Regions from separate parts of the Homo sapiens genome. Here region 2 is linked to region 1. Evidence: chromatin loops called from intact Hi-C (ENCODE). Cell type or tissue: PC-3. All regions are shown on one strand. Links, peaks and the distances in the headings refer to the core of each region. The heading gives the core; the rest is flanking DNA.

Region 1 (4,476 bases), core at 198-4,197:
AGTGAGCCGAGATCACGCCACTGCACTCCAGCCTGGGTGACAGAGCGAGACTCCATCTCAAAAAAAAAAAAAAAAAGTGTATGAGCATTTTAATTTCAATAGATTTGTTCACTCATTCATTGCATTAAAATAATTTATCGAATCTCTGTCAAATACCAAATGCTGTACTAGGTGCTAGAAATAGCATCACCGACAAAGACAAAGTCATTGATCTCATGGAACTGACATTGTGTACGGAAATGCTGTGATAAGCAAACACATAGCACTGCAATATATATTTTTGCTAGTGCTAAGTGTCATGGAGAAAAATAAAACATCGTAAGTGGGTTACAGAATCATGGGAGCAAGATGCTTTTTTATTGTGGCAAAATACACATAATATCAAATGTATCGCTTTAACCATTGTTTTTTGTTTTTTGTTTTTTGTTTTGAGACAGAGTTTTGCTCTTGTTGCCCAGGCTGGAGTGCAGTGGTATGATCTCGGCTCACTGCAACCTCCACCTCCCGGGTTCAAGCGATTCTCCTGCCTCAGCCTCCCAAGTAGCTGGGATTACAGGCGCCCACCACCATGCCCGGCTAATTTTTGTGTTTTTAGTAGAGACGGGGTTTCACCATGTTGGCCAGGCTGGTCTCAAACTCCTGACCCCAGGTGATCTTCCCACCTCAGCCTCCCAAAGTGCTGGGATTATAGGCATGAGCCACCATGCCCGGCCGCGCTTTAACCATTTTAAAATATTCAAGCACTGGCATTTAGTGCATTCACAGTGCTGTGCAACCAACACCTCTGTCTCGTCCCAGAATATTTTTATTACCTAAAAGGAAACTCTACACCCAGACAGAAGGTCATGGAGGTGACATTTGAACGGGAATCTGAAGGAAGAGCAAGTGAGCGCCATGTCAAGATCTGATCTTCTTTGCATACCACCTTCACCCCATATCAACAAACTCCTGTACTATTATTTCGTTCATATTTTCCTTTAAAGCGAGTCTGTCTCTTTACTTAAGAGTACAGTTACCTGCTGGGTACAGTGGCTCATGCCTGTAATCCCAGCACTTTGGGAGGCCGAGGTGGGTGGATTGCTTGAGGTCAGGAGTTCAAGACCAGCCTGACCAACATGGTGAAACCCCGTCTCTACTAAAAATACAAAAATTGGCCTGGCATGGTGGTGGGGGCCTGTAGTCCCACCTACTTGGGAGGCCAAGGCAGGAGAATCGCTTGAACCCGGGAGGTGGAAGTTGCAGTGAGCCGAGGTTGTGCCACTGCACTCCAGCCTGGGCAACAGAGCGAGACTCCATCTCAAAATAAATAAATAAACAAATAAATAAATGTACAGTTATCCATAGAATATAATATTATTTGGCAATTTAAAAAAATAAAGTACCATCTGTTATTGAAAAGAGTCAAACTCTATAAAATGTTTGAAGAAATTTTTTCTGAGCCAAATATGAGCGACCATGGTCCATGACACAGCCCTCAGGAGATCCTGAGAACATGTGTCCAAGATGGTCAGGGTGCAGCTTGGTTTTATACATTTTAGGGAGACGTGAGATGTAGGGAGCCGAAGACCCGTGGGACGTGACCAACTCAGCATTCCACCGGAGGCTACGTGATCAAACAGCAAACTGTGTACCATGAATGCAGGATGTGAGCAAACTCACGACTGCTCCTGCCGACAGAAGGTTTGCCGGAGGCAATCTCTGGCGTGGAGGTTATCTACTGCAACATCTAGAGCCTGCTGTTCGAGGAATGCAGTCTTGCAAGCCTACTCTGGACTGAGCCCCTGGACTCCTTCTTCCACCCCGCTTCTCACTATCTTTTTTGCCTAATAAATACGGAGGGCTGTGTAAAGCTCAGGGCCCTTGTCCACTAGAGGCAAGGTGCCCCCGACCCCTTCTTCCAAATATACTCTTTTGTCTCTTGTCTTTTATTCTTGCGTTCGCCCCCTTTGTTCAGTCCACCAGGGGTCGTGGTAGGTTACATAGTGGTGCCCCGAACAGCGACAGAATCAGGCTCTCAACAATGAGAGCTTACCTCAATCAATACATGTAAAATGTACACTGGCTCAGGCCGGAAAGGCGGGACAACTGGAAGCAGGGACCTCCAGGTCGTAGGCGGATTCAAAGATTTTCTGATTGGCAATTGGTTGAAAAGAATTATTATCTAAAGACCTGGAATCAACAGAAAGGAATGTCTGGGTTAAGATAAGGGATTGTGGAGACCAAAGTTTTATCATGCAGATGAAGCTTCCAGGTAGCAGGCTTCAGAGAGAATAGATTATAAATATTATCAGACTTAAAAAGGTACCAGACTCTTAGTTAATTCTCTCCTAGATCAGGGAAAAGATCCAGAAAGGAAAGAAGATTCCCTATGTTAGGAATAACATGTTAGGGAACCCTGGAGGCAGGCAGATCACCTGAGGTCAGGAGTTCAAGACCAGCCTGGCCAACACGACGAAACCCTTTCTCTACTAAAAAATACAAAATAAAAATACAAAAATATTAGCCGGGCATGGTGGTGTGTGCCTGTAATCCCAGCTATTCGGGAGGCTGAGTCAAGAGAATCACTTGAACCTGGGAGGTGGAGGTTGCAGTGAGACAAGATCGCGCCACTGCCCTCCACCCTGGGTGACAGAGCAGAACTCTGTCTCAAAAAGAAACAAGAAAAAAAACAAAAAAATTAGAATGCAGTACCGATTCATGCTACAATGTGGATAAACATTGAAAACAGGCCTGCCTCAGTGGCTCATGCCTGTAATCCCAGCACTTTGGGAGGCTGAGGCAGGAGGATCACTTGAGCTCAGGAGTTCAAGACCAGCCTGGGCAACATGATGAAACCACATCGCTACAAAACATGCAAAAATTAGCCTGGCATGATGGTGTGCATCTTAGTCCCAGCTACTAAGGAGGCTGAGGTGGGAGGATTACTTGATGCCTGGAAGTGGAGGTTGCAGTGAGCCATGATCACACCACTGCACTCCAGCCTGGGCAACAGAGAAAGACCCTGTCTTAAAAAAGAAAAAGAAAAGAAAGAGAAAAGAAAGCATGATGCTGAGTGAAAGAAGCCAGACAAAGAGGGCTTCATAGTGCATAATTCCATTTGCATGAGTGTCCAGAATAGATAAATCCACAGACGTAGAAAGTAGGTTAGAGGTAGCCATGGGCTAGGGAGTGGGAATGGGGAGTGACTGCTCATGGGGATAGAGTATCCTTTTGAGGGGGTGAAAGTGTTCTAGAACTAGATAGAGGTGGGGTTGTACAACCTTGTGAACGTACTAAATGCCACTGAATTGTACACTTTAAAAAGGTTTAAATGATGACTTTTATATTATGTGAATCTTACTGTGATAAAAATATCCTGATTTCTGTGTCCCAAACCATTGAAAGCTAAATCTTGGGGAGCTGGGCCCTGCCACCAGGCCTCCACAATATCAACCCTAGCTGCCCCAGTGATTCCAGTAGGCAGCAAGAGTTGAAGTACTGGGGTCTAGAGACCAGTTCAAGCATGCAGATGTGTCAGGGTTAATGATATTTTGTACAAGTCCTGGGCCAGATAACAGCTGTTACAACTAAAAGGTCAATACACCTAAGATACAAAGATCTTCTGCAAATAAGACACAAATAACCTAAATGTGTCCAAATATGCAGATAATCTTTGAAATGGGCAGCCACAGGTGAGAAGCTCTTTAAAAAATTAAAATAAACGGGCCAGACCCGGTGGCTCACGACTGTAATCCCAGCACTTTGGGAGGCTGAGGCGGGTGGATCACTTGAGGTCAGATGTTCGAGACCAGCCTGGCCAACATGGCGAAACCCTGTCTCTACTAAAAATACAAAAATTAGCTGGGCCTAGTGGCACGTGCCTGTAATCCCAGCTACTCAGGAGGTTGAGGCAGGAAAATCGCTTGAACCTGGGAGGCGGAGGTTGCAGTGAGCCAAAATCGCACCACTGCACTCCAGCCTGGGTGACAGAGTGAGACTCCATCTGAAAATAAAATAAAATAAAATAAAAATAAAATAAAATAATGAAAAGAGGTCTTTCCTGCTAGTGAAGTTAAAAAAGAAAAAAGAAAAAGAAAAAGAGGTCAACTTCACTATCAGCCAGGGAAATGAATACCCTAGAACTTAAAGTATAATAAAAATATATATATTTTTAAAAAAAAAGAAAATGAGAGTAAAGATGACTTACTAGTTTTCACTCATCAGACTGGCAATCATTCAAAAACTAATAATGCAATGAAACCCAGTGCTTGCAACTATGTGTTGAAAAGGGCACACCTGTGTGTTGTTCGTGGGAATGTGATTTATTATTGCATTTGGGGGAAGTTACTAGAACAACACCTAGTTGAAATTCCACACTGGGAATCCACCCTATAGAACGATATTTATCAAGGGATTATTTGTAGTAGCAACAAAAAACAAACTATAAATAACCTGTGTGCCCTCAATGGTGGAAGGGTTGGATAATCAGAGTACACT
Region 2 (4,476 bases), core at 312-4,311, 200 kb before region 1:
ATTTCATTTAAAGTTAATTTTTGTATATAGCAAGAAAAGGAATCTAGTTTCCTTTTTCTGAATGTGGATATCCAGTTTTCCCAGTAGCATTCATTAAAAAGACTGTCCTTTCACCAATATGTGTTCTTGGCACTTTTGTCTAAAATCAGTTGGCTGTAAATATGTGTTTATTTATGGGTTTTCGTCTCTGTTCCTTTGGCCCATGTGTATGTTTTTATGCCAGCACGAAGCTGGTTTAGGTACAATAGCTTCATAATATAGTTTGAAGTCAGATAGTGTGATGTCTCCAGCTTTGTTCTTTTGGTTCAACATTGTTTTAGCCATGTAGGGTCTTGGATGGTTCCATATGTATTATACAATTTTTTTTGTATTTCTGTGAAGAATGTCATTGGTATTTTGACAGGGATTGCACTGTGTCTTTTGATCACTTTGGGTATTATGGGCATTTTGATAATATTGTTATTTAGTTATTTATTTACTTTTTGAGACAAAGTCTCACTCTGTTGCCAGACTGAAGGCCAGTGGCACGATCCCCACTCACTGCAACCTCCACCTCCCAGGTTCAAGTGATTCTTGTGCCTCAGCCTCCTGAGTAGCTGGGACACAGGCATCCGCCACCTTGCCTGGATAGTTTTTGTATTTTTAGTAGAGATGGGGTTTTGCCACGTTTGCCAGGCTGGTCTCAAACTCCTGACCTCAGGTGATCTGCCTGCCTTGCCCTCCCCAAATCCTGGGATTATAGGCATGAGCCACCGCACCTGGCCAATTTTGACAATATTAATCAGGAATACATGTTCTACCTTCAGTCCTTGGCAGAGAGCATGTATTCTAAAGTTTTAATGAGAAAATCTTTCATGCATTTGAGGAATATAAAGTGGATTTTGGCATATTCCAGGCACTGTCCAGAAAATGAATGTGTGATGTTATAAAACAAAAGAAGAAAGAGGTAAGAAGGAGAATGTGGATGGAGTGTTATTTTTTATTGGGTGGTCAGGTAAGACCAGTAGACAAGGTGACAACTGAACAGAGACCACAATGAAGACAGGGTGGAGTCACCATGTTCCTTGCAGAAGCGTATGCAAGGCAGAAGGAACGACAATGAAAGACCCTGAGGCGTGTTCTTCTTTCAGATGTTCAAGTCCAACAAGTAAGCCAGTGTGGCAGGCAAACAAGCAAGAGGAGAGGAATGAGAGATGGTTTCAGAGGATATTGAGGAAGGAGTTGGCCTGGAAGCTGCTGAAACCTGAAGACACAAGGAGTCCTTCTGTCCAGATGTTGCATTTGCACTTTATTAATTTGGTTGCAAAGGCGCCCCATGAATTGCAATGAACTTCCTCTTTGTTTCCTGCTGTGGCCTTGAGTTCTGATGTTCATATGATGAGTTATCTTTTGGAATACATAGCCCAGGTTCTCTTTGTCTGAAACTTCTCACCCTAAAGAAACACACACACACACATACACACGGAACACATATACACATCTGACGTTCATATTTTGTGTTGTCATTTGGAATATGTAACTCAGGATCTCTTTGTCTGAAACTTCTTCTCACTCTGAAGCATCATACACACACACACACACATAAACACACACACACACATAGACACATACACACATATATACGGAACACACATACACATCTGCTGTGGCTTCCTGGGTGCATGTTACTCCCATGCCCTTCTCAACACCAATTACAGCATTAGAAAGGAAATGGATACCAGGTAAGATTTGAATAATGAAAATCTAAAACAAACTTATGAAAGAAAAGATATGAAATAAATTACTGACGTGAGTCAGAAATTCAAAATTAAAGTGGCAAACATCTGCAAATAAATGCTCAACCATTGTGGAAGACAGTGTGGCAATTCCTCAGAGATCTAAAGACAGAAATATCCTTCAACCCAGCAATCCCATTCCTGGGTATATACCCATAGGAATATAAATCATTCTATTATAAAGACACATGCACACGTATAGTCATTGCAACACTATTCAAAATAGCAAAGACATGGAGTCAACCTAGATGCCCATGAATGATAGACTGGATAAAGAAAATGTGGTACATATATACCATGGAATACTATGCAGCCATAAAAAAGAACAAGATCATGTCCTTTGCAGCAACATGGTTGGAGTTAGAGGCCATTATCCTTAGCAAACTAACACAGGAACAGAAAATCAAATACCAGATGTTCTCACTTACAAGTGGGAGCTAAATCATGAGAACACACGGACACAGAGAAGGGAAAAACACACTGGGGCCAACTGGAGGGTGGAGGGTGGGAGGAGGGAGATCAGGAAAGATAACTAATGGGTACTAGGCTTAATACCTGGGTGATGAAATAATCTGTACAATAAACCCCCATGACACGTGTTTACCTATGTAACAAAACTGCACATGTACCCCTGAACTTAAAAGTAAAAAAATTAAAATACGCTTTTTTTAGCAGTAGAAGAAACAGTATTTAAAGCCATAATTTCATTCCTATCTAAGTATAAATGGATCCAAATATGCTTACGAAAAAGATCTTAAGTTGAATGTAATTTTAGTTTGTATTCAATTGTAGGTTGTGAGTGCAAAAGAGTATCTTCCACAAGATGGCAGTAGATTACTGCTTTAAAATATAGATCTGCATATTCTCATTTATATGCAGAATCTAAATAATCAAACTCATAGGGATAGAGAGGAGTAAGGCAGTGGTTACCAGGGACTGGAGTATGGGGTGGGGTGGATGCAGAAAGCGGAGACATTAGATAAAGGATATAAAGTTAGCAAGAATGGGTTCTAGTAATCTATTGCACAGCATGATGACTTTAGTTGAGAATAATGTATTATATATTTCCAAAGTGCTAGTATCATAGATTTTAAATGTTCTCAACCACAAAGACATGATAAGTGTATGAAGTGACCGATACATTAATTAGGTTCCTTTAATCATTCTACAATGAATACATATAAAATAACATCTTATCCTGTGTTAGTTTGCTGAGAATGATGGTTTCCAGCTTCATCCATGTCCCTGCAAAGGACATGAACTCATCCTTTTTTATGGCTGCATAGTATTCTATGGTGTATAGGTGCCACATTTACTTTATCCAGTCTACCATTGACGGGCATTTGGGTTGGTTCCAAGTCTTTGCTATCGTGAACAGTGCTGCAATAAACATACGTGTGCATGTGTCTTTATAGTAGAATGATTTATAATCCTTTGGGTATATACCCAGTAATGGGATTGCTAGAAAACCAAACACTGCATGTTCTCACTCACAAGTGGGAGTTGAACAATGAGAACACACGGACACAAGGAGGGGAACATCACACACCGGGGCCTGTCGGTGGGTGGAGGGCTAGCGGAGGGATAGCCTAATGCAGATGATGACGGCTTGATGGGTGCAGCAAACCACCATGGCACGTGTATACCTATGTAACAAACCTACGTGTTCTGCACATGTATCCCAGAACTTGAAGTATAATAAAAAATAAAAATAGAAATAAAAATAAAATAACATCTTACTGCACCCCACAAGAATGCAATGATTTTTGTCAATCAAAACAGAAATTAAAACATTAAATTAAAAATAAAAATAGATCTAATTACAAAAGGAAGCAATAAGCAAAAACAGATGTGAAATAAGATGGAAATACTTATGAAGGATGATATATTTCTAGCAATGATGCAGAAGAATTTTCTAAGTCAAAAAACAATTGGAGAGGTGGGAACAAATTATGACAAACAGATTTGAGCACACAACGCTTATAAACTTTCACACATTTTCCTGATATACACCTCTACATACATAAAAATTAAACATTATTCAGCAAAGTTGGTGAAAAAGCTACAATTTCTTGTTTGAAAGAATGCAGTCAAAAGAATGAAAACATTCAGACGTCAGAACATGAAAGCAGGGAACTTGCATAATTTGCAATAGAGAAAATAAAAAGCAAACAAATCCAGCCTCACCAGAAGAAGAAAATAATTGCAAGCAAAAACTCTTTAGTATTCTCATTTTGACCTATTGTATAACATTTATTTTTCATGTGAATATCCAACATGAAAGAAGAGACTATGAAATGTATGTCTTGTGAACTGCTGTTGCAAGATGGAATTTACAAGTAATCCATTGGTGTGGATCTTTGCAGTTAAGCACAGAAACATGCTCAAATACGCCTCTCTTAAAATTTGTTCCAAAGTCTCTCAATTCATTGCACATCATTCCACACCAAATATTCTACTATCCTGCTTCTTTCACTGCAAAATTTCTAGTATGTGTTGTAATTTACTGGAACCACTTTTTGTCTTCCATTCCTTCTTCAATCTCATCCAAATCAACTTCCTTTATTATCACTTAGTTGTCAGCAATGATCCCTGCATTGCTTAGTATGACAAACACTTCTCTTTTTAACATATTAACTATATTAAATATAAATTAGTCAACCAGGCAAACAAACACACATCAATCTCTCAGCTTGACTTA

What was found. A loop is a pair of places that touch in the nucleus more often than their neighbours do. Peaks named below come from ENCODE experiments on the same cell type or tissue, not always from the same donor. Only the 100,000 strongest peaks of a DNase experiment are listed, where the experiment ranks them.
Region 2: a loop joins it to region 1, with 2.9 times the contacts of the local background. A loop is called at or near these places in 1 of 110 quality-filtered maps.

Annotation. Positions count from the first base shown.
Region 1 is chr19:15,071,430-15,075,905 of GRCh38, forward strand. No RefSeq gene overlaps it. Among named protein-coding and RNA genes, the nearest start is that of OR1I1, 8.5 kb to the right of the region's middle. In PC-3, for the core only: a CTCF peak has its summit at 1,928 (motif pointing right); DNase peaks (open chromatin) are centred at 1,652, 2,062 and 3,132; H3K4me3 peaks cover 972 bases; H3K27ac peaks cover 2,821 bases.
Region 2 is chr19:14,869,224-14,873,699 of GRCh38, forward strand. No RefSeq gene overlaps it. Among named protein-coding and RNA genes, the nearest start is that of OR7A17, 15 kb to the right of the region's middle. In PC-3, for the core only: a CTCF peak has its summit at 2,579 (motif pointing right); no DNase peak of the experiment used is centred there; H3K27me3 peaks cover 1,178 bases.